Linked DNA regions of Mus musculus: all the other regions are linked to region 1. A link is a loop called in an ENCODE intact Hi-C map of the cell type or tissue named here. Cell type or tissue: left cerebral cortex. All regions are shown on one strand. Region 1 holds the start of 4930413E20Rik (a long non-coding RNA gene). Region 2 holds the start of Gins4 (GINS complex subunit 4 (Sld5 homolog)). Region 3 holds the start of Golga7 (golgi autoantigen, golgin subfamily a, 7).

What was found. Hi-C counts contacts between places; a loop is a spot of excess contacts. Peaks named below come from ENCODE experiments on the same cell type or tissue, not always from the same donor. Only the 100,000 strongest peaks of a DNase experiment are listed, where the experiment ranks them.
Region 2: a loop joins it to region 1, with 8 times the contacts of the local background. A loop is called at or near these places in 9 of 42 quality-filtered maps.
Region 3: a loop joins it to region 1, with 2.7 times the contacts of the local background. A loop is called at or near these places in 5 of 42 quality-filtered maps.

What each region holds. Positions count from the first base shown.
Region 1 is chr8:23,527,119-23,535,118 of GRCm38, reverse strand. It overlaps 4930413E20Rik (a long non-coding RNA gene), which reads right to left and starts at 647. Exons shown (of 2, transcript XR_378805.1): 1 at 460-647. In left cerebral cortex, a CTCF peak has its summit at 3,173 (motif pointing right); a DNase peak (open chromatin) is centred at 3,187.
Region 2 is chr8:23,234,378-23,242,377 of GRCm38, reverse strand. It overlaps Gins4 (GINS complex subunit 4 (Sld5 homolog)), which reads left to right and starts at 4,710. Exons shown (of 8, transcript NM_024240.6): 1 at 4,710-4,908; 2 at 5,279-5,398; 3 at 7,538-7,624. The coding sequence starts at 5,303. Golga7 (golgi autoantigen, golgin subfamily a, 7) reads left to right here. Exons shown (of 5, transcript NM_020585.2): 5 at 1-1,052. It overlaps Gm39141 (a long non-coding RNA gene), which reads right to left and starts at 4,598. Exons shown (of 3, transcript XR_870246.2): 1 at 4,510-4,598. In left cerebral cortex, CTCF peaks have their summits at 3,273 (motif pointing right) and 4,503; a DNase peak (open chromatin) is centred at 4,570; H3K4me3 peaks cover 857 bases; H3K27ac peaks cover 657 bases.
Region 3 is chr8:23,252,831-23,260,830 of GRCm38, reverse strand. Golga7 (golgi autoantigen, golgin subfamily a, 7) reads left to right here and starts at 3,751. Exons shown (of 5, transcript NM_020585.2): 1 at 3,751-4,157. The coding sequence starts at 4,047. It overlaps Gm39141 (a long non-coding RNA gene), which reads right to left. Exons shown (of 3, transcript XR_870246.2): 3 at 7,847-8,000. In left cerebral cortex, a CTCF peak has its summit at 3,112; DNase peaks (open chromatin) are centred at 3,165, 3,696, 4,674 and 6,256; H3K4me3 peaks cover 2,250 bases; H3K27ac peaks cover 1,241 bases.

The DNA.
Region 1 (8,000 bases):
CTTCAAGATTTTGGCAAAGGGGCAGACATCCAAAAACAAAACTCTTTTGTTTGGAAAGAGGAAAAAAAAACCCTGAAACATTTCTATAAACTCAAAGTGCCAGAATACTTTTAGATTCAGGATTTAAATGTGGTTTGTGAATGAGACACCACTGGCTTATGGGAACTTTAAGGTAATGTTTTGTATGCCAGGAGCTTGTGGGGAAAGGACTGCTCAACATCTCTCCCATTGAAGTCACATGGGGTCCTTGAAGATAGGCTGCCGAGACAGCACAAGTCCTCAGGGAGCAAGGAGCTCTGCTGGTTTACTGCACGGCCCTCACCTTGCAGCCCTTACTTGGGGACAAAAAGGAGGGACTGATAACCTAAACTGCCCACTGCTTGTTGATTAAAACCAGGTGCTTTGTTATTTTTACATAAATGAACGAACAAACAAACAACTCACACGTTTAAAACTTACATTAGAGACAGGCGACAGTCCCCCAGGGACTCTGCTGTCATCAGCTTGAGGACCAAGGTAGGTGTCCCCTCAAAGGGACTCAGGCCTATGTCAATAGAAGGACCTCATCTACATGCTTGCCCTGGGCCCGTCAAGATTCTTCCGGCCATAAATCATGTGTTTCCAGAGCAGATGGCTTTAGCTTGATCCCGAGACAGCCCTTGTAAACCTCCCATCAAAATACATTCTTAATATGGACCAGGGTGGCGGCAGACTGTCAGAGAGAGCTGGGGAGGAGAGATTATTGAGGGCAGAACCAGCTTCATTAAATGCCTTTCAATGTGTGTTGAGACAGATGGAAGGGAACTTGTCCAGAGGCTTCCAGAGCTTTCTGCACTAGGGGGCTCCACCCCCTCATCTAAACATGCCCCTCCCACTCGGCCCCGCCCACTTCTCCCACTCGGCCCTGCCCACTCTGCCCTTCCCACTCTTCTCTTTGTTGCTGACACTCTTCATATCAATAGCTCAGAGATTATTTTTAGAATAACAAAACTTGTTAGAAGCCCATACCGCTTTTATGTTTTTGCTGCTGCCACAGGTGTCATAAGGCAGGTCTCCTTCCACAGCATACATGGCCAAAATGTGTAGCAAACTTTAGCACATTAATGTGTTTCCAATGGGACCCTTTGTGCACTGCATGAGACACTAAGAAAACAGAGAGAGAGAGAGAGGGGGGGGGGGGGAGAGGAGAGAGAGAGAGACTGAGAGAAAAACAGGAAAGGAGATACATGGAAAAGAAGAAAGAAATGAAAAAATACCACAAAATCAAAATACCACAAAACTGTTAGCCTGGGAAGCCCAGTCAGACCTGTTCTCAAGCAAACACATGGGACCTTGGAAGCACTTCCATGTGGTCCTCAGTATGGCAGCTGTGAAGCCAAGACCGTGAGAGCACGGCCTCTCTGGGTTATTCCTCCTCAAGAAATCTGGGTGCCAGACCCACTGCTCAGTGAGGTCACATGCTTTTTTGTCTGCACCCTGTTCTACTTCAACAAAGGATGTGAATGGTAGAGGAAAGAAGCAAGCAGGCCTCTGGTTATCATGGTACATCTACTGCATGCCCTTTGGGTACAAACCATAATAATCTACTTTGGTTGGAACCTTTTCTTCCCAATACTGCATCAGGCTGGCGTGTTATCCAAGTTAGATAAAAGCCAACTAATTTCTGGTTCTTGCTGGTCCTTGCTGGTAGGTTCAAAACTGCCCCCCTTAAGCACTTATTGAACACACACTTAGAAGACGATGCTTCATGCCCGGGGGACAAGTGTGAGCCAAACATGAAGTTGACCTGTTAGCTTTCCAGTCTCTGTGAAGCTAGATTGTGTCAGTGTGTCCAGCTTTGGCTGTACTCAGAATCCCCATTAACACAACAGCCAAATAGAACCACTTATACTATAAAATTTCCCTAGTGCCCCTAAGCAGTGAAAAATCACCAGGAAAATTACCTCAGTCTATCAAGCTCTAAGAGTGGATGGCTCCCGAATAAAGGAACAGACCCTCCATAGAGCAATGGCTGCTGTATAATAGCCTCTAAGCCCTCCCACAGCAGCCCCGACCACGTCAAGGGACCTAAAGACTACAAAGGTTCCTTTAAAAAGGAACTGCTTTCTTGGCTAAGATGTAGAGTCTTACGTCCCTTGAAACAACCTGCTGCCTGGAAATCTACAAAAAGGTGGCCCCAAATTATTTCTGGGAGATTGACATTGGCATTTATTTTATTTTATTTTTCATGAATAACCGTTACAGAAAGAGAACTGAGAGTCTGTCTTATCTTTATGGATTTAAATTTGCTTTCCTTCCAGTCAAAGGCTCAGATAAGAGGGTGTACTAGCTGGTTTCATGTGTCAACTTGACACAAACTGGAGTTATCACAGAGAAAGGAGAGTCCCTTGAGGAAATGCCTCCATGAGATCCAGTTATAAGGCATTTTCTCAAGTAGTGATCAAGGGTGGGAGGGACCATTGTGGGTGGTGCCGTCCCTGGGCTGGTAGTCCTGGATTCAATAAGAAAGCAAGCTGAGCAAGCCAGGGGAAGCAAGCCAGTAAAGAACATCCCTCCATGGCTTCTGCTTCCTGACCTGCTTGAGTTCCAGTCCTGACTTCCTTTGGTGATGAACAGCAATGTGGAACTGTAAGCTGAATTAAACCCTTTGCTCGCCAACTTGCTCCTTGGTCATGATGTTTTGTGTAGGAATAGAAACCCTAAGACAGATGGGAGAAAAAGAGAGAGGTAGACGAGAGGAAGGCAGGATGACAGGGCTTCAGAGGGGAAAGGAAATCTACATGCCATCCCTATACCACCAACCAGCGGTCCACCCATATACAGCCATTCATGCTTCAGGACCACGGCTTACCTGACTCAATGCTGTCCTTCGCGCTCTGGCCTGGAACACCTCCCAGTCTGCCCTACCTCACTTCTGTATTCTCTAATGCTGTATAAAAACCTAACCCACCCTCCACCCCCAGCCACACCTAACCGAACCGACAGGGTTAGACCATCCAAAGACTTCCTGGAGGAGCAGATCTCTATCTGGCGCACTAGTCACTTCAGCGCTGTGGGACTCTGGGCTTAAACCTGTCAAGTCAAACACTTTCAGAGCTGAAAGCCATCTTCGGGGTCCACCCAAAGCAGTCCAGCTCCTGTCTCCTATTCATTCCCCACCGTGGCCATCAGATGGCACCAGGGTTCCACAAGCCTTCCGGGAAGCTCGGCCAGGTGTCTGCTATCCCTTCACAAGTACCTTTGTTACTCCTTCCAAGTCTGTGGGAAGGACCTTGGAGCCTCACTGCTCTCTGGAGCAAGTTTTGTATGTCTGGGCCTCTTACAGCTGAGCTGAGCCAGTCCCTCCATTTGCATGGTGCACGCTGTAGCACCTGGTACAGGAAATCACAACCCCTGTGGGCCATAGACCGCTGCTCTGGGACTTGGTAGGGTCCTAGGATGGCTGAGCCTAGGCAGTGTCAAGAGATCTGGCTTGATCACATAGAGGTTGTTTCTGGTTCCTCCAGTCCATTTCCCCTTTCCAGCCTCCTGCCTCAAACCATACCGTTTCTGGTTTAAGCAGGGGACTCAGACATTTGAGTTTCTTCCTAAAGCTACTTTATATTAATTTGTCTTCCTGACAATTCTTAATAAAATGACCAATTTAAAACGTTATTTGCTGAGTAACCCCCCCCCCTTTTTTTTTTTGCCAGTTTTCTTAAGTAGCTTGATTTCCCAGTGTTCCATGCTGTGGTCAGCCTCATGGTCTGACAGGAGCATCTTTGACCAGAGCGGGTGTGTGGTTTGTGATGTGGGATGAGTGTGAGTGTGTGTGTGTGTTTACAAGCTTTGTAAACAAGGCTAAAAATAAATTTAGGGCCTGTGAGGACAGAGGAAGAGCAAGGGAACCTAACTTTAGAAAAGTCACCAATTGCTAGAAAGGCCACAGAATATATGTCAGCCATTGCACATGATGCACATAACAGGCAATCGATCTGAAAGTCAAGCTTCAAGTCCACAGAATCCCCCCAGACAGATGCTCAATCAAAAATTCTCTCCTATCCCCCTCCCCTTGTCTCTCTTTCTCCTACCTGAGATGTTTCTCCTCTAAGTTGCCAGGCTGTAGAGAAAGGGCAGTATAGACAGGCCATCAATGCCACTTCCACTTCAAGTTGATACCTGCAGACAAGAGCTTGGGTTTAGACACCACCATCTTGATATTTTATAACCCTGTGCCAGGCAGAAACAAGTTTTTAAAAAGCTATTTGAAATCTCTCTTCTTTGGGGGGTGCCTCAAACACTCTGCTCCTGACAGCGCCAAGGTTCATTCCTGTCTCCACCTGTTTCAGTCCTGGGAATGATAGAGAAAATTCCTGAGCCCGTGGCTGTGGATCTTATTACTTCATGACCCGAGACACATCTAGGCTAGTGAAGTGCATCTCTAGTTTCTAAAGCCTAGAGGGCTCTGTTCTAATGAATGTTTTCACCTAGCAGTTCTCAGCCTGGGGTTGTAACCCCATTAGAGGTCAAATGACCCTTTTCACAGGAGTCACCTGGACCATGAGAAAATACAGATATTTACATTAGGATTCATTACAGTAGCAAAGTTACAGTTCTGTAGTAGCAGCAAAAGCAATGGTGTGGTTGGGGGTCACCACAACAGGAGAAACTGTATTAGCACTAGGAAGGTTGGGAGCTACTGGCCTAACCCATTGATGGAATCATAAGACTTGAATGTTAGGAAGTGATGAGACTATAGAGGGTAGGACCTGGCTGGAGGAAGTAGGTCACTGGAAGCTTGCCTTTGGGAACTACCTCTTGCTCTAGATCCTTCCTGTTAAGGCCTCACTGTGTATCCTGTTGGCCATGAGATGCACACACTCCTGTACCCCTCCCCTATGCCACCATAATATTCTGCTCAACCTCGTGCCACCAAATGACATGGACAGAGCCCTCTACAACCATGGGACAAAATAAACCCTTCTTCAAGCCACTCATCCAGGAATTCTGCTCACAGCCACATAAAATAAACAGTATCATTTGTCTTACTATCTGCTTGGCTCCCGATAATCATCCAAAATAGGTTTACAATTTCTGTGAAAGAGAGCCATGACCAAAAGCAACTTGGGGAGGCAAGGGTTTATTTTACTCACAGTTCCCATAAAACAGTCTATCATCAAAAGCAGTGAGGGCAGACACTCAAACAGGGCAGGGACCTGGAGGCAGGAGCTGATGCAGAGGCCATAAAAGGGTGCTGCTCACTGGCTTGCTTCCCATGGCTGCTCATGCTGTTCTATAGTATTCCTACAGAACCCAGAACCACCAGCCAGGGATAGCACCACCCACAATGGGTTGGGCCCTCCCTCATTAATCACTAAAAAAATACCCTACAGACTTGTCTACAGCCCTATCTTACAGAGGCATTTTCTCAGTTGAGACTCTCTTTAGATAACTGTAGCTTGTGTCAAGTTGACAGACAACCAGTCAGCATAGAACTCAAAGCCTGTCTTGTCTTCATTCACACTGGGAAAGCACAATTCATATGAACTTGGCCCTGTCACCCCCTGTTCTGTGAGCAGTGAGTGTCATGAACCAGTCCTGCTCAGGATTTTCTTCTCAACAAGGTCCTACAGGGTTTCGGTTTTGGTTTTGTTTAAATTTTGGAAGCTATGTTTTTGCGCTTCCCGTATATTCAGGTAATATTTAATTTGTTCTCCAATTTTTGACAAGGTTGAAGACTAGTTATAGTCTCATAATCAAATTTAAGTGGTTTAGCATTAAGGAAGATGATGTAGATTTGGAAGGATGCTTTTTAGGTGGTAATGCAAGTGAAAATCAGAACATAATTCAGGTGTGGAATTGTAAGCTCTTTAAGTTAGAATAGATGTTAGAGTAATGTACCTAAATTGACAAAATTGATGGACTGTGTGTTATTAATGTATATCATACCTTATAGATTACATACTGTTATAATTATGTTCAGTGTGTATCTGAGAGAAAAGGCCTTTTTAATAGATGAAAAGGGTGAAATGTTGTAGATGCTTATATTATGTTAATGTGAGACACATCGGGTCCCTGTTCCCAGTTGTCTCTAATTGGTAAATAAATTTGCCAGCAGCCAATGTCCGGGCAGGGAGATGCAGGCAGGAACTTTACATTTTTCAGGCAAGAGAACCAGGGAAGAAGGATTTAGAATCACCTTGCTGGAGAAACAGGGGATCAAGTTTGGGAGCTGCAGGAGAGGAAGCATACAGGCATGTAAGAATCAGGGAAGAGTGGCCCCAACGGACCCCTCCCCAATTGAATCTGGGGTAGCAAAGATAAGATATAAATTTTAGTTAGCCACATGGAAGTTTGGAAGTGGCCCAGCCATCGCACTACTTAAGGCATATTAAAATAGAAGGACATGTGTGTGTGTGTGTGTGTGTGTGTGTGTGTGTGTGTGTGTGTATGTGTGGTGTGTGTGTGTGTGTGTGTGTGTGTGTGTGTGTGTGTGTCTTTCATTTGGGAATCCACAACATTGGGGTGGTAGTGAGAAGCACTCACACCCACCAGACAGTTTAAAGCAGATTAACCTACTACTTTAACATATTTAATTTTATTAATGTAACTATAGAATTCCATATATTTCTCTTGGATCATACTGATAAAAGTCATTATTGAGCAACATGATTCCATAGCTATCCAAATGGCTCTATGAGAATTTGCTCAATAAAATGTGAATAAACTTTTAATAAAATCCTAAATAAGGAAATTAAAGAACAGATATGGTTGGATATAATGCAGAAACATTATATATGATTTTTGTTGTTGTTTTTCAAGACAGGGTTTCTTTGTGTAGCCCTGACTATCCTGGAACTCAAAGGATCCACCTGCCTCTGCCTCCTGAGTGCTGGGATTAAAGGTGTGTGCCACCGTTGCCTGGCTGTGTTTTTGCCAAGGACCAGCCTCAGCTAAGGAGAAGGATATCTGGGAACAGCAAAAAGAACAATTTGAAGTCAAATCATTGGGTACAGACTGATGGCCTGTGTTCTGCTCTAGACAGCTTTCTCTTGCAATTCCAAAAACTCTCTGTATAGCTCATCTCTTGCAGATTAAAAACTCAGTCTTTTATTTATATATCTATTCAGTCATTAACCCAGGTTCCCTTTTGATTATCCCATGAATCAGCATCCCATGACTCCAGCCTCTTGATTCTTAGAAATGCACAGTAAGCACATTCTAAAACAAACAAACAAACAAACAGAAAACATTGCAAATGAATTCAGAGATCTGCCTGCCTTTGTAAGCACAGACAATAAGCTAGCTGGGTGGGATCTAGCTCTGAGATTGCCAATCCTACCATGACTGGGCCAAACCTTGCTCTGTCCCAGCCTGACCTTGAACTCAGGAATCTACCTGCTGCCTCTGTTCTTTTACATTTATGAAGCCTCTCATATAACTCATATTGCATCCTTATATTTTTGTATAGTTGAGAATAGATAGATAGATAGATAGATAGATTTATTGTTATATGTAAGTATACTGTAGCTGTCTTCAGACACACCAGAAGAGGGTATCAGATCTCATTACGGATGGTTGTGAGCCACCATGTGGTTGCTGAGATTTGAACACAAGACCTTCAGAAGAGCAGTCAGTGCTCTTAACCGCTGAGACATCTTGCCAGCCCCGAAATTATATACTTTTGAAGTCATGTTTTCAGAGTTCTTTCCCACAGTCTAAGGGAAATCAGTGTTTATGAGTTTTGCCTAGGACATAGACACATCTTTGTTTCCCAGACCCTTGCTGTCTCTGATTATCATGGAGTCATTAACCTTAACAGGGGGAACATTCCTGGAAGGAAGAACATGAAAATATCTACATTATTATACAAACAAGCCTCATGCCTACAGCAACCATTAACACTCATAGAGGCCACTTCCTGTTGGTTCTTTTCCAGGGGTGGGAACCATATCACACCATCCCTTTCATGGCCAAGCTGATCTCAGCACATTCTATATTTTTTAATAGTGAGAGTTGGC
Region 2 (8,000 bases), 290 kb after region 1:
CAGCCCAAGACAGAGTCGTTTTCTTACCAGATACCAGTGTCACTGGTTCTCCTTGTCCCTTGGGTCAGTTTCCTAGGTGGCTTTATGATCCCACAAGTCATGTCTTAGCTCAGTCCCTCCCCCAGATTAGTAGCAGGCTTTGAGGGTGTGTGTGCCTGTGGTCCGGCTGACCCGCCGCCCGAGTCCCCAAGCTACCAGCCTTGACGTGCTTCAGATCTTCAGATTGGTTTCTGCTGTTCAATTTCAGAGGCTCCTTGAGAGAATAATATATGTTACTTGTTTTAGTGTTGCAGTTATTATTAAGGCAGTATTTATGCAATTCCGGTTGTTTCTTTGAAAGCAGTTCTGTTAATGTGCATTACCTCGAGATGTTGGGGAGATGTTGTGTGTGTTGCTTGTTCATTCCACAGATAAGTAAGCACAATGAGCAGACCCTCAGCCATCAGCTCCACCTGCCCCAGCTCTGCCCGGTGTGGAAGAAGCAAGTGTCCTAAGCACCTAACTCTAGTTTTGTTACAAGTATAACTTAGGAGAAAAAATTGGTAGAAATAATACAGTATGTTGCTAATTTGTAACCTACTTTAAACTCTGATTTATAGCCTCACATACAGTATTCAGGGCACAGAAATCTTTTGATTGACTCAAGTAAGTTTTGGCTTCCGTGTAACTTCAAGTTAAAGTTAATTTTTTTCAGCTCTTCTTTATCTCTATACTCTCTTAGTATCGGAATTTCTTATGTTCTTTTAGGAATTTGAGAGCACTGTGTTTGGGAGAAGTTAGGAAACATAAGGAATGAATGAAGCAGTTGAACTTGGAGATACTGTAGGTGCTAATACTGGATCTAATCTTTCAGATTTAATTTGTTTTCTGGGCCTTGTAGTTACTCAGTAAACCCCTTAGATCTGTGTAATAATTTAATTGTATAACGCTCATTTGTTCCTTTAAAGCCTATTCTAGTCTGTCTGCCTTTTAAACTTGTTGCAATAATGTCGCCAAGATATAAACACATTAGTAAAACTTTTCTTAAATAAACCCTCTCTTGTCTTAGTCTATGTGATTTGATAAAGGGAATGCTATGGCATCTTATTTGGATGACAATATTGGAATAACTGATAAAGCATATCTAAGCATTTTTAATTTTTTTATTTAGCCTGTGCGTGCATGTGCGTGCTCTGTGTGAGTGTGCACATGCCATGCATGCACATGGAGGTCAGAATCATATCTTTCCTTCCACCATGAGGACACCAGGGATCAAACACAAATCAAGTTTGGTGGCAGGAGACTTTACCTGGTAGCATCTTACCCACCCTTACTTAATATGAATAGATAGTTTTCATTAGAAAAGAGTTATCAGAATTACTACTGTATCTTGGATCATCTGATGACTTTTAAAAAATAAGGTAGATATTTATCGAGAATACAAAATGGGACTGGTGAGGTGGCTCAGTGGATAAACAGACTTGCCACAACGCCCCATCCCACAGTTCATTCCCCCAGACCCACTTGATGGAAGAAGAGAACCAACTCCCACAAGTTGGAATGTGGCCAAGATGAGGTTCTGGACACTCAAGGTGGAGCTTCCTGGGCCTGCCAAGATGTTACCTTCTGACCTGTGACTCCAGCAGAGTGCTGAGCATGTATGAGGCCTGGCACGGAGAAATAATAAAATCTTCAGGTTCATAAGTCACCTTGTTTTTTTAAAGAATTTTCTGAAATTGGGTGTGGCTAGGCACACCTGGGATAGGAGGGCGGGTCTTGAGTTTAAGGGCAGACTGCTACAGAGTGAGACATTTGGGGACTGTCACTTACAGTTGGTTTTCTCTTTTTAAGAAAAGGCAAAGCCGGGTGTGGTGGTGCACACCTTTAATTCCAGCACTTGGGAGGCAGAGGCAGGCGGCTTTCTGAGTTCAAGGCCAGCCTGGTCTACAGAGTGAGTTCCAGGACAGCCAGGGCTACAGAGAAACCCTGTCTCGAAAAACCAAAAAATAAATACATACATACATACATACATACATACATACATACATAAGAAAAGGCAAAGAGGAGCCCTAAGAAACGACGCACTGACTGCTAGCATATGGTTCTTGATCACACATGTGTTCTCTGACCTCATTTCAGACTAGTTCATAGGCACGCCTTTAATCCCAGCACTCAGGAGGCAGAGGCAGGCGGATTTCTGAGTTCAAGCTACAAAGTGAGCTCCAGGACAGCCAGGGCTATACAGAGAAACCCTGTCTCCAAAAAAACAAAAAAACAACAACAAAAAAAAAGACATGAGCCAAATTCATATGCAAAATGTCTCGGTAACTACTAATCTGACATCTACCAAATGCCCAGGAACTTACTCAGACTGCAAACGTGCAACCGCTTTCCAGTTAAAGATTAGCATGTACAGCTCACCCAGTCTCATACTCCAGTTCCTGTTTGCATGGATGTTTCAAGGAGTGTATCTGAAAGCCACCACTAGTGCAAGGCATCACACCTGAGCCTTGGATGTATCAGACAGGCTCTCTGTACTGGGCTACGCTCTGCTCCCTGTACTTGTAATATGTGGCTTTTTTTATTTTCTATACGTTTGAAAATGTCTAGGTAATGCTCCCACGAAACAACTTGTATGTTGGGTATGGTGGCTAATTCCAGTAGAAGCAGCGGATCTCTGTGAGTTCAAGGCCATCCAGGACAACATAGTTAGATTAGCAGGGGTTGTGGAGGCAGGCTGTAGAGCAAACCACCTTGCATGTGTCTGTAAATTGCCTTGTCCGCAGTGATTGTCGCCCCTAGAAATGTTAAAGACAAAGAAGGAGAGGGAAAGAAAGGAAAGGAGAGGTGTGGAAAGTAACTTTCCTGACTTACAAGTGAGTGAAAGTAAAGAAGGGCCCAGTGTTGAGGGTAAAGCTGTATTACTCGCTTTCTGTAAAAGTCAAAGACAAGCCCCTCTCATAGACAAACACCCAGGGTGAGTTCAAGCAGTCACAGGACTCTCTGTAGGTCACGCCGGAAGCTTGTGATGGAGCAGTTTCTAGAATGACAGCTGCCTACAGAATCTGCTGTAATACACCAAACAGCCAAGGCTTCTGGTTTCTGGTTCTTGTCTCAGAAAATACAACTTCATAACCAACCTCACTAAGCTAATTTCTTATCACTCTGGGCTACTCTACAGATGTAATTTATTTTATCTGTTCCATGCTTATTTGATAATAAAATATCAATCTAATGATATGTGGAACAAAATATAAGCATCCTGTTAGCAGATGAATATTAAAATGTTTACGCCACCAGGAGGCAGAGGTGGGTGGATCTTTATGAGTTTGAGGCTAATCTGCTCTACATAACAAGTTCCAGGTTCGTCAGAGTTACATGATGAGGCCCTGTATCAAATAAAAATAAATAATGAAAATTTTTTGTACGTCAGTGATAAACTGTAGAAAGAGATTTTGTTTTACTTAGTTGCTGGGGACTGGACCCAGGTTAAATGCTAAGATTGTACTGTACCACTGCACCACATTCCCCCGCTCCCATCTATACAAATCATTTTAATTTAAAAAATAGGTATAATACCAAGAATCTTTAGGCTACCACAAATTCAAATTTCCATAACTTTCTATTAGTCCTGTTATTTCTTTTTGTTGTTGTTGTGGTTTTGTTTTTGTTTTTCGAGATAGGGTTTCTCTGTGTAGCCTTGGCTGTCCTGGAACTCACTCTGTAGACCAGGCTGGCCTCAAACTCAGAAATCCACCTGCCTCTGCCTCCCAAGTGCTGGGCTTAGAGGCCTGTGCCACCACACCCGGCTCAATCCTCTGTTATTTCTTACTCTTTCAAGTAGTAATATGTCAGGATGCATAATTTATAGGTATATAAAACTATAAAAATTTGCAATCTGATTCCATCTCTGAAGCTAATTAGGAAGTTTGGCACTTAAAAAATATAAGGGGCTAGGGGCTGGAGAGATAGATAGCTCATTGGTTTAGAGCACTTGCTCTAAACCAGAGGACTGGAGTTTGGTTGTCGGTACCCATGTGGAACAGCTCATAACCACATGTTATGAGCTCCATCAGGATCCAGTGCATTCTTCTGTCCTCAGCTGGCACCACACTCATGTGCAAGCACACATACTAACATACATGAAAATAAGGAAATATATCTATAAAAATAATCTTAAGGGGGCTCAGTGGGTAACAGCACTTGCTATGCGATCGTGACCTGAGCATGTACCACATGCGTATATTGCATTCACACTCACTAAAAAGGTAGAATCCTAGAAAGTCAGTAGGCATTCTTTCATCACCAAAAAGAACAACTCAAATAACATTAGAGAACAACTCTGCGCAAAAAAAAAATGTAAAGGAAGGACAATGGAGTGAGTCTCTTAAATGTAGTTTCAACACACATATATGAATCTGTGAACAGGTTTGGCAATGGAACCAACCCACACACAGTAAATGTTAAAGGAAGGAAGGAACTGGGCCCTGTACCGATTCGCCACAAGACGGCGCTGCCTGGTTTCCTTACTGTGAGCCGAACGCCCCCACGTGGCCGTCCCGAGACGGTGCCACCCGGCACTTCACTCCCGGCCTCCTTCCCCGCCTTCCGGAAGTATGTTCTATAGCTCGGCAAGAGCCCGCCCCGGGGTAGGCGGGGCCAAGGGGCGTGTGTCCGCTTTCCCCTGGGCCTGATTGGTTAGTGCTCCCGCAGCGCGGAGACGTTTTCCTGTCGACGCTGTGTTTGGGGAAAGGAGCGCGGGAGCTGTACCGCTGCTGGTCGGGTCTGTGGGCCGCGGGCTTTCCGCGCGATCTCCGGCGCCCACCGCTCGGGGAGCCTCAGTCCGTGGTGTCCCCCGAGCGTGCCGGCTAGGAGAGAAGGGAAGAGGGATCCCTGAGCCGTGTAGCCGCTTTGAGTGCCAACTGCGAGGTGAGCGCTGGAGTGTCCAAGCGACCCCGGGTCAGTTGCAGCTGAGGACGCGATGTGCCGAGCACTTGACACGATGCACTTTTCTCATTTGAACCGAATGGGCTCCTGGGCCACTGAGGCAAAACGCTGCTCCTGGCGACGACAAGGAGCATTGCGGTTTAGTGTGGTATCTGCCCAGGTCCAGGCCCATGCAGCGGGAAAGATTAGGAGAGAAACCGACCAAGGGACTAAACCCAACACTGAAAAATCAGTCTCTGATTTCGCCATCCCTGGCCAGTGCACCCCCTTCAGCCCCAATAAACTTGTCCCTAAATGCCTTTTCTTGCAAGTAAGTGGGAGAAGCTTTTCAGGGTGTTGGTTTATTTTTCAGGTGTAGGTTCCCGGTTGAGAAACGATGACGGAGGTTCTGGATCTCCACGGACAGGACTCTGATGGGGGTAGTGAGGAGATGGTCCTAACTCCTGCAGAGCTCATTGAAAAGCTGGAGCAGGTAAGCACCCCAAATATGTCCCGTGTTCTTAGCTCTTAACTTACTCCAGGTGTGCAGTACCACGGCTCAGAAAATAAGGAAACAGAAGATTTGTTTCCAAAGAGCAGTGTTTGTAACATCTGCATAAAAATAGGAAGCCAGAAAGCAGGGCCTTCTTTAGGAGTCTCATCTTGTCAGTCTTCAAGGATGGCTAGTAAAAGTAGGCTTTGGACACATGTAGTAGAATGTTTCACAAAGCAATGCTCTGCTGTGCTATTTTGAGGACGTAAAGATGTGTGTGATCTGTAGAGAAGCATGCCATTTCTCTATAGTAGTCTCTTCCTCTGTTTCCTCCCCCATTGGAAGATATCTGCTCTAACAAGAAATTGCCATCCCTTTTGGTCATAATAGCAGTGATTATTTCTTGCATAGTTGTTGTTGTCGTCGTCGTCTTCTTCTTCTTCTTCTCCTTCTCCTTCTTTCTCCTTCTCCTTCTCCTTCTCCTTCTTCTTCTTCTTCTTCTTCTTCTTCCCCTCCTCCTTCTTTTCCTCCTCCTCCTCCTCCTCCTCCTCCTTCAATAATATCTTCTCATGAACCTCGGGTAGTTTAGGAATTCTGAACATGCTTGGGGTTTTTTAGGTTTTGTTTTTGCTTTTTGTTTGTTTGTTTTAAGTTTGTTTTTGAGATAGGGCCTCACTATGCATCACTGGCCGGTCTTGAACTCTCAGAGTTCACCTGCCTCTGCCCTCTGTGTGCTGGCAGTAAAAGCATGCACTGTGTTGCCCTATAAGTTCTGGGACATTCATGGCGTATACTATTGAGTGTTCTTTAGAGGACAGTTGACCATGGGTACCCACCTCCAGTGGATACCTCTACAACATAGCCCCTACAACCAAGGCTCAGGGAACGCCAAAGAAGAGAGAGCAGGAAGAGACAGAGGACCAGGACATCTGCTGCAGGGTTATCCTCTCTATATGTCAGGGAGGCTGTGCCCATGAGAGCTCAGGAATATTGCTGCTTAGACAGGACCCAAACAATGAATGACAATGGCATTCCAACACGGATGGGGAACCTCACAAGGCCCCACCCCTAAGTGAGCTGCAGACGAATAACGACAGCTGAGAGAGGAAGATTATTAGTCTTCCTCGGGATGAGGTCCCTAAATGGTTATCCAGTGCCAAATGGCCATCCCTGAAAACAGACAGACGAGCAACACCGCATGAATCCAGCAGGTTCTATCTATGCATTTATTTGTATATATAGGTAACAATAATTTAAAAGAGGCCATGAATTTTGAGATGGAGTCGGGGGATATGGTTGGCATTGGAGGGAGGAGAGGAAGAGGGGATGATGTAATTGTACTTTGACTAAACTTTAAAAAAATAAAAGGTTCATTGGGTCTTTCTTACAGTGCAGAGTTTCTCATTTCGGTGATTGTGTTTGTTTGGTTGGACTGTATAATCAAACAGATGAGTGGCTTCCCCAGGGTTTTACTGTGTGTAAGAGGCTGAGGTCAGTGTCCTGGCTGGCTGGTCTCTCCTTGGCCTGTGGTGGCTGTCTCCGGTGTCTTCGCTTGTTCTTCTCTCTTGGCTGTGTCTGTGGTAACATTTTGTTTTCTGAAAAGGACGCCAGTCACCGAGTCAGGTCCCATCCTGGTGACTTTGTATTAGCGCCCTCACTTTTTCTAAAGATACAGTAGCAACAACAAAAGAAAGTATTTAGAAAGAGTAAGTGTAAGTCAGGGGTGGCGGGCGGCCAGTCTGCTCTGCATAGCCAGTTCCAGGCCAGACTACACAGTGTGCTGTCTCAGAAAAGGAGAAAGAAGGAAGAAACTTGATGGTGCCGGGATCGGTAAGGAAGTAGAAAGGTGTTCCAGTTGATGCTCTTAGATGACAGGTAAGGCTCGTGTATCATGTGGCATTACTGAGAACTTACCATAGTGATGAAAGAAGTAAGTCAAATAATCTTAGGTTGAATAAAAGCCCCTTCCTAAGAGAAGAGATGGGAAGGCTGCCATACATCATGAGCTGTCCCCAGAGTATTCGTCCAGCAGAGAGCCTTCTACGTGAGACACCTGCAGCTTTCATGGGCCTGGGAGCTGTCTCTAGTGTGCTTTGCTCCATTGTGAGGATCACTCATTTCTCCTGTATTGCTTTTTAGGCCTGGATGAATGAAAAGTTTGCCCCTGAGCTCCTGGAAAGCAAGGCTGAGATTGTCGAATGCGTCATGGAACAGCTTGAGCACATGGTAAGAGTAACTTGTCTCTGGACTGCAGAGGAATAGAGAGCTGAAAGCATTTGATCAGCAAGGTGAAGTGTGGTCTGTTTGCTTGGCTCAGCCCAACACTTTAAAATATAGTTACCAGCTATCTCAGTCACGGTTCTCTAAAGGAACGACTGAAAGACTGAAAATCTATGTTTATTATGGTGGCTGACAGGTTGTGGTCTGGCTAGTCCAACAATACCTGACGCCCAGCAGAAAAGCCAAGAATCTGATAGTAAGTGGTTTGTTCCAGTAGGGTAGATGTCTCAGCTCATCTTCAGTATGTGTTAGGATCGTGTGTCCTGCTACTAGGGAAATAACACCTCAAGAGCCGGGTAGATGAACTTGCCGTCAAGAGTGA
Region 3 (8,000 bases), 270 kb after region 1:
AAATTCAGTGAGAGGAAACCACACTGTTATGGTTTTGGAATGAGTTGTGTCCCTAGGGGGGTGGGGGCGGGGGTCTACAGGTAAAGATTTGGTCCTCAAGATATGGGGAGGTGTTATGGGGCCCTGTGGGACGTTCTTAGGTCAGTGGAGACGTGTCCTCAAAGTGGACTGTAGGACCCATCTTCTTCATCTGCTTTCCAGGTTAGAATAGATTCCCTTAGAACATCGGTTCTCAACCTGTGGATCAGGCTTCAGAGGCTGGACAACCCTTTCACAGGGATCACCTAAGACCATCAGAAACACACTATAGTTCAGAACCATAGCAAAATTACAATTATAATACAGAAATAATTTTATTGTTGAAGGTCACAACATGAGGAGCTGTGTTAAAGGGTCGTGGGATTAGGAAGGTTGAGAACTACTGCCTTAGGATGTGCCATCTACTGCAGAGGGACTGAGCCAATGGAGCTACTCAATCTTGGACTCCAGTTTCCAGAGTCATGTCTAAAATAAACAGCTCTTTATTGCATAAGAAGCCCGTGTCAGATATTCCAGTACACTGGTAGAATACTGACTACTGTACACATACTAAACAATGGAACCTATTAAGATGTATTCTTACCTAAACATTCATAAACACTTCTCCAGACTTCAGAGGGAAGGGACTGGAGAGACAGTTCAGTGGCAGTAAGTGCTTACTGTTTGTCTTAGTCAGGGTGACTATTGCTGTGACACTGGGACCCAAAAGCAAGTTGTGAGGAAAAGTGGCTTATACTTCCATGCAGTGGTCCATCATTGAAGGAATCTAGGACAGAACTCAAACAGGACAGAAATCTGGAACAGGAGCTAAAGCAGAGGCCATGGAGGGGTGCTGCTTATTGGCTTGTTCATCATGTCTTGCTCAATCTGCTTCCTTATAGAACCCAGGACCATCAGCCCAGGATAGCACCAACCACTATGGGTTGGGCCCTCGCCATTGATCACTGATTGAAAAAATGCCCTGGAGCTGAGTCTTATGGAGACATTTTCTTAACCTTGGTTCTCAACCTCCCTGATGCTGTGACCCTTTAGTAGTTCCAGAGACAGAATTAGTTGCTTTAACTGAAGTGTTTTGCAAACCAAGTCAAGGTACTGTGAAAAATGAATCTATCCTAAGTCTACCAAGGATGAAGGAGAAGAAGAAGAAGAAGAAGAAGAAGAAGAAGAAGAAGAAGAAGAAGAAGAAGAAGAAGAAGAAGAAGAAGAAGAAGAAGAAGATGATGATGATTAGTGTCTTAGTTAGGGTTTTACTGCTGTGAACAGACGCCATGACCAAGGCAAGTCTTATAAAGAACAACATTTAATTGGGGCTGGCTTACAGGTTCAGAGGTTCAGTCCATTATCATCAAGGTGGGAACATGGCAGCATCCAGGCAGGCATGGCGCAGGCAGAGCTGAGAGTTCTATGTCTTCATCCAAAGGCTGCTAGTGGAAGACTGACTTCCAGGCAACTAGGGTGAGGATCTTAAGCCCACACCCACAGTGACACACCCATTCCAACCAGGCCACACCTATTCGAACAAGGCGACACCTCCAAAAGGTGCCACTCCCTGGTCCAAGAATATACAAACCATCACAATTAGTTTTTGTTGTTATTGTTTTGTGTAATGAATAAGTGCATAAGATACATTAGATACTAAAAGTGTAAAACGTACTGTGAAGCTCCACAGCTTCTGTTCTGGGTGTCACTTCTAACTGGATAGAAGTTCATTTGTATAGATTTGGGGTCTGGCTAATTTTGGTGTGTGTTGTCTTTATTTATTTGCAAGCCTGTTAATAATAAAGTTTATAAAATTAAAAAGGGAAAAATGCCTTTACAGGATTCACCAATAAAAATAAATTGAAATCTCAACCTCTTTTTAAAAAAACATACACAGACTTGTAGGCTAATTCTATAGAAGCTTTATTTGCAATTCTAAAACTGGAAATTTCCTGTCTATCAACTAATGTGCTGGTTTCAGTATACTTGATCCAGGGATTGGCACTATTTGGAGGTGTGGCCTTACTGGAATGGGTGTGGCTATCTTAGAGGAACTGTGTTACTTTGGGGTTGGTCTTTAAGACCCTTCTCCTAGCTACCTGGAAGCTTGTCTTGTCCTGTTTGCCTTTGGAACTTTCAGTTCTTTCTCCAGCACCATCCCTTTCTGGAAGCTGCCATGCTTCCCACCATGATGATAATGGACTGAACCTCAGAACCAGTAAGCCAACCCCAATTTAATGTTACCCTTAATAAGAACTGCCTTGTAGCCGCGCGGTGGTGGCACACGCCTTTAATCCCATCACTCAGGAGGCAGAAGCAGGCGGATTTCTAAGTTCGAGGCCAGCCTGGTCTACAAAGTGAGTTCCAGGACAGCCAGGGCTATACAGAGAAACCCTGTCTCAAAAAACCAAACAAACAAACAAATAAAAAACTGTCTTGGTCATGGTTTCCCTTCACAGCAATGGAAACCCTGAGGCAGTACGTGAATGAATAAATGGGGAAAGTCACAGAAATGAAATTACGTATGGCACAACAGAGGAATCTCAGTAGAATCTATACAATAAGAAGGAGACGAAAAACTCTGATTCAATTTAAGTGAAAGTTAAGAAAACACAAGTTTGTTTCTAGTGACAGAAAGGTTAGTACTGGGCAAAGGGGGTCTGCTGAATGGCTGAAAGGTATGACTGTAAAGAGTAAGGAAGTTTTTAGAGGTGGTGTTTATTATCTTGATTGTACTGATGGTTTAAGGGCATGGACGTGGTAGAAGTTAACAAATTATGTCCACGTTAAATGAGTGGGTTTACTATACACCCTTTATTGGGATAAAGCTATTCATTTTTGAGACAGGGTCTCACCATGACGATCTGGCTGGCCTGGTACTATTTAGGTAAACTGGGGTGGGCTTGAACTCAGAGATCACCAGGGAGTGGACGACCTCTGCCCTGTCCCCCGCCCTATGCTGGAAATTTTTTTAATGCTATTTTTAAAACCCCAAAAGAGAAATCAATTATCGTGACAACTGATCAAGTATCTAATCAATTATCAGTATACTAAAAAGTTGTACTAGAACATCGCCACCACCAGACGTGCATAGGGATTTTCCTGGATGTCTTGCAAAGATACAGTCAGTAAAGTGGGGACCAATGAGAGAGAACTGTTGTTGGTCCAGTCGGGTCACCTAAGCGGGTATAGCTGGTGTACATGTCTCTGGGACGAAAAAAACCAACACCTCAAGAAGAATTGGAGAAGGGATGCAGGATAATGCAGAACAGGAATACCATCTCCTCACTCTCGTTCAAGAGGGTTCCAGGGGCCAAATGCATCCCCAGTAGTGCGCTTTGTAGTTGTAAATATCTGTGTCTGTTGGAATTGGAGAGTGACGGTTGTTTTTGTGGAGCGAGGTGGGTTAGCCCACGTGAAAGCTGGAACGCTTAATCAAGAAGGGAACTATTCCTGTGCCCACAAACCACTTCACCACAACCAACAGGGAATTCCGAGTCTCTAACCCCGGCGTCTTTCCCGGAACTCCCGGATCCACCGATCACGTCCACCTCATCATCATCATCTTCTTCCGCCCGGAAGGGTTTCATTCGCCTACACTAGGAAGACTTCTCTCCCAGCCACCGCGCACCTCACCGCAACGCGCAGCCGCGGAGGCGTCGCTTTACGGCCGGAGGGGGCGGGGTGTCAACGTGCGGCACAGAAGGTGTTCGGGAGAGGCTAGGTTTTTTTGCGACAGGACGTAAGCGGCGACGGAGGTGGCGCGACAGCTGCTGGAGGGCCGAGGAGGCGGGTTTGTGTTTCCAGGGCCGAACCAGGATGTGGGGGGGCGCGGGTCCTGGGCTTGGGTAGCTTGGAGTCCCTCGGCTACAGCCATGAGTGAAGGGGATCGGCGAGGGGGGAGGCCTGGGGCGTCTTTGGGCGGTGGGTGGCTCCGAAGGGCTGGCGGGCCGGAGAGCCGGCTCTAGGCCGGCCATCTGACCCCGTGTCTTGCCCGAACTCGCAGAGCGGCGGGTCCTGTCCTCGCCATGAGGCCGCAGCAGGCACCGGTGTCCGGGAAGGTGTTCATTCAGCGAGACTACAGCAGCGGCACGCGCTGCCAGTTCCAGACCAAGTTCCCCGCGGAGCTGGAGAACAGGGTATGCAGCCCGGCTTCCCCTGCTCCTGGCCCTGCTCCTGGCCCTGCCCCTGGCCCTGGGGAGGGGAGAGTCCCTGGAGCGGGAGGGAGTGTCTCACGGTTCGGGAGAGCATGAGACGTCAGGATTCATGGGAAAAGATATACGAAGGAGGTACGGTCTAGTATTTGGAGAAAGACCACTAAGGCTAATGCTCAGAGTACAGTGATCATATAGAACTTTTAGGATGCTGGCCCGCAGTCCACCCAAGAGTGTCCTTAACAGGATGCCGACACACACACACACACACACACACACACACACACGGTACTTGACACCTGGTTGAAGCTCACACACACACACACACTCACTCAGTTATTGACATCTTGATGAGGTGCTAATTCCTGGAACTCCAGGCCACCTCATACCTCCTGTGGTAACCTATATCCTACTGCCTCAGACACGCGAAAGACAGCGTCATAGTCATGACTGGTATCTGTGGTCACTGTGCTGGTCATACTGTTCAGCTGAAAGGGTTTATTAGGGATGTGCTCGGCAGTCCAGACAGGCCTTCTTGGAACCTGAAAAACGTACACGGTCCCGGGCAGGAACGGCAAAGGAACTTGTAGCTGAACCAACCCTGACTCCCAGTCATTATCACTGGGAACTTCCTGTTTGCCTTGCATATCAAAACGGTCATGGGGCAGAGGTCCTTTGGGCAACCTTGTAAACAAAGATGAGATTTGTGTACCATTCCTTCAGATTTAACCACACCAAAAAAAAAACAAAAAAAATCTACTCGTCTACCCAATGTGATCCTCCTTTTGTTCTTCAGCGATATTACTCAGATTCTATTTCCTGTTCATAAATCAGTTTCTGAAGGATGAGGAACTTGGAGGGTAATTAAGCATGGTGTGGGTGTGGGGCTAAGAAATGCTGCTTGTGGACTAGGTAGGTGGAGATGAGTGTGTACTAGAGAAATGTGTGCCAGCCATTTAAAATCAGAGGGGTGGTTTGTAGGCTGGGTGTGTGGCTTAGTGCACAGAGCCTGTTTTTTCCAGGTTGAAGGCCCAGGGATCTATCCCCAGCACTACATACTTACTCAGGCCAACTACCAGCTACTAGGAAATCTAAGGCTGGAAGACTGCATGTTCCAGGCCAGCCTAGGCAGTTTGAAAAGACCATGCTCTGAAATAGCTTGGAAAAGGTGGTGATCCTGAGATAATTCAATGGTAGACCACTTGTCTAGGATGTGTGGGGCTCTGGTTTCAATCCCAGTACTGACTGATTGTTAGGCTAGAAAATTCTTTATTTCATTACCTTCTCCTTAAGTGGGATTTATGGCTGTTGGCAAGTTAGTGGCACAGTTGCCCTTCTTGAACTGCAAATTAAAGATGAAGCAAGCTTTGAAAAGATACTGTGTAAACAGTGTGTGGTCATGGACACCTGTAACCTGGCGCCCAGGTGCCAGAGGCAGGAGGATCCTGAGTCCTAAGCCAGTATGGACTGCATTGCAAAACTCTTGTCTCAGGGAGAGTGAGGAGGGAGAGGATAACAGGTTTTGATTGACTTGTTTGTGACATGCCATTTAAAGGCCTCTGTTGGTTTATAAGTCAGACTTCTCTCTTTATTGAGCCAGGCACGTATATGCGACATCAGGCATTCGCCTTTCATTGTGGATGGTAGAACCTTTCCTTAATAATCTTAGGTTTAAAACCCCCATGTAGTCACACACACCTTTACAGGAAATTGATGCTGCTGAACTCTGCCGTCCAAATTGGTACTTGATTGACTTGCTAAACCGCAGAATGGGTAGTGGTGTGTGTGTGCTATGTGCCTTTGACTCTCTTACTGTTGAGTTAAACACTTACGTAAACCACTTGGGGAGGCTTTTATGGGTATGTGCTGATGATACGTTGACGTTCTCTTGACTTTGTGTGATGGGGCGTTGAGAGGCTTATTTCTCTGCTGACCTAGAAGTAGTGGTGCTGCGCTGCGCTGCGCTGTGCTGTGCTGCGCTGCGCTGTGCTGTGCTGTTGCCAGGTCTGGCTTTCAGTCCGTGGGAACATCACACTCGCCAGTGTGATGAGAAACTAATGCACAGATGTCCTATTTGACATGATATTTAAAAATGCACGCATGCTATTTGAGGGCACAGAATTGTGTCAGCTGAGCACTGTACTCCGCTGCCTGTTACAGTGTGATGCTTTGATGCCTGAGAGCCCAGCTGCCCCAGTCGTTCTTCAAACGAACCTTTGTTGTTGTTTTAGCTAGAATGCCAATGTTTTAGTCCCCCTAGTCTTCTGGGAGAAGAAAATCCAAACGGACTGTAGTAGAGACGAATTCTACTTAATCTAGTCAGCAGGAATAACCTTTGACTTTACGATATGTTTGTGATCGCTTTAGCTTCAGCAGTGTGTATTTCATCAAAAACAAAACTTCTGAGAAAACCATTCCTAGGTCCATTCCATTTTAAATGGTGTTTATTGGGCCATGTTTTGGTTGGTTGGTTGGTTGGTTGGTTTTTTGGGGTTTTTTGGGTTTTTGAGACAGGGTTTCTCTGTGTAGTCCTGGCTGTCCTGGAACTCACTCTGTTGACCAGGCTGGTCTCGAACTCAAAAATCTACCCGTCTCTGCCTCCCAATTGCTGGGATTAAAGGCATGCACTACCACTGCCCAGCATGGGCCATGTTTTTTTTTTTTTTTTTGGGGGGGGGGGTCCATTTTTGCATATCTCCAAATTTCCAATACAGTTTCTGAATTACTATCCAAAGACCTTTGGAGGACTGATGACTATCTTAATGTGCCTAGACACAACAGATTTTTAAAACTCCTGGATTTTTTCTCTAGAGCTTAAGTCCAGTTGTGTCACTTGATCACATTAAAATATAGCACAGACATATCATGTAGTCTGGATTTTTAAGCGACATTAACAGAATAGTTTGTGTAGAGAAACCTCAAGTTTCCCCAGCTGTGCCATGAGTGTATCTGCATATACTCTGGGTATTGTCAGAGGCAGTGGATTTGTGAGCTGTCTGGAACTAAAAATTAGAATAAAATCATTTTCTTGTATTACAAAAAAATATATATATATATAGCACAGAGACAGTTTATTGTGCTAACGCTGTATTTACACAAGCCTTGAGTGTGGGCCTGCAGGGGTGCAGTGCAGAAGAGTGAAAACAGTGGTGTAGACAGTGTGCAGACAGTAGTGTAGACAGTGTGTAGACAGTGTGCAGACAGTAGTGTAGACAGTGTGTAGACAGTGTGCAGACAGTAGTGTAGACAGTGTGTAGACAGTAGTGTAGATGATGTGTTGCAGTGATGTGTCATACTGTCGGCATCACTCACTGCAGCTGCCAAGTACCGGCTGTCTTTGTTGCACTTCTGCAAAGTGGACGATTAGGATTATTTGTTCTGGTATTACCACAAGCAGGGAGCGATGCATTGAGCTGCTGGTGACCCTGGTAGTAGGCGGTAGGAATTTCCAGTTCCATTACAGTCTTAGGGGTCTACTGTCTGTATGCACACCCAGAGCTCAGAACATTATGGCGCCCATAACTGTTAGCACTGTTTGCTCCTACCACATTCTTTTCTATTAACTTTTTAACAATCACATAGACTGCATAAGTACATGCCCTAAGGTTGGCGCTCAGGGCTTTGTGCATGCTAAGTAAATGCTCAACCACTGAAAACTCAATTTTCTTGTAATATGCTTTTAAACGACTTTATTCCTTTCCATCTTCATTCTTTAAAAAGAACTGGCCACAGCTTTGTTTATTAACCTGCCCTAGATTTGCCTCCATCTTGCAGTCTGTGGGACTCTGAGAATAATTAGTATTTCTAGTTCAAAGAGCAGTTTCTAGA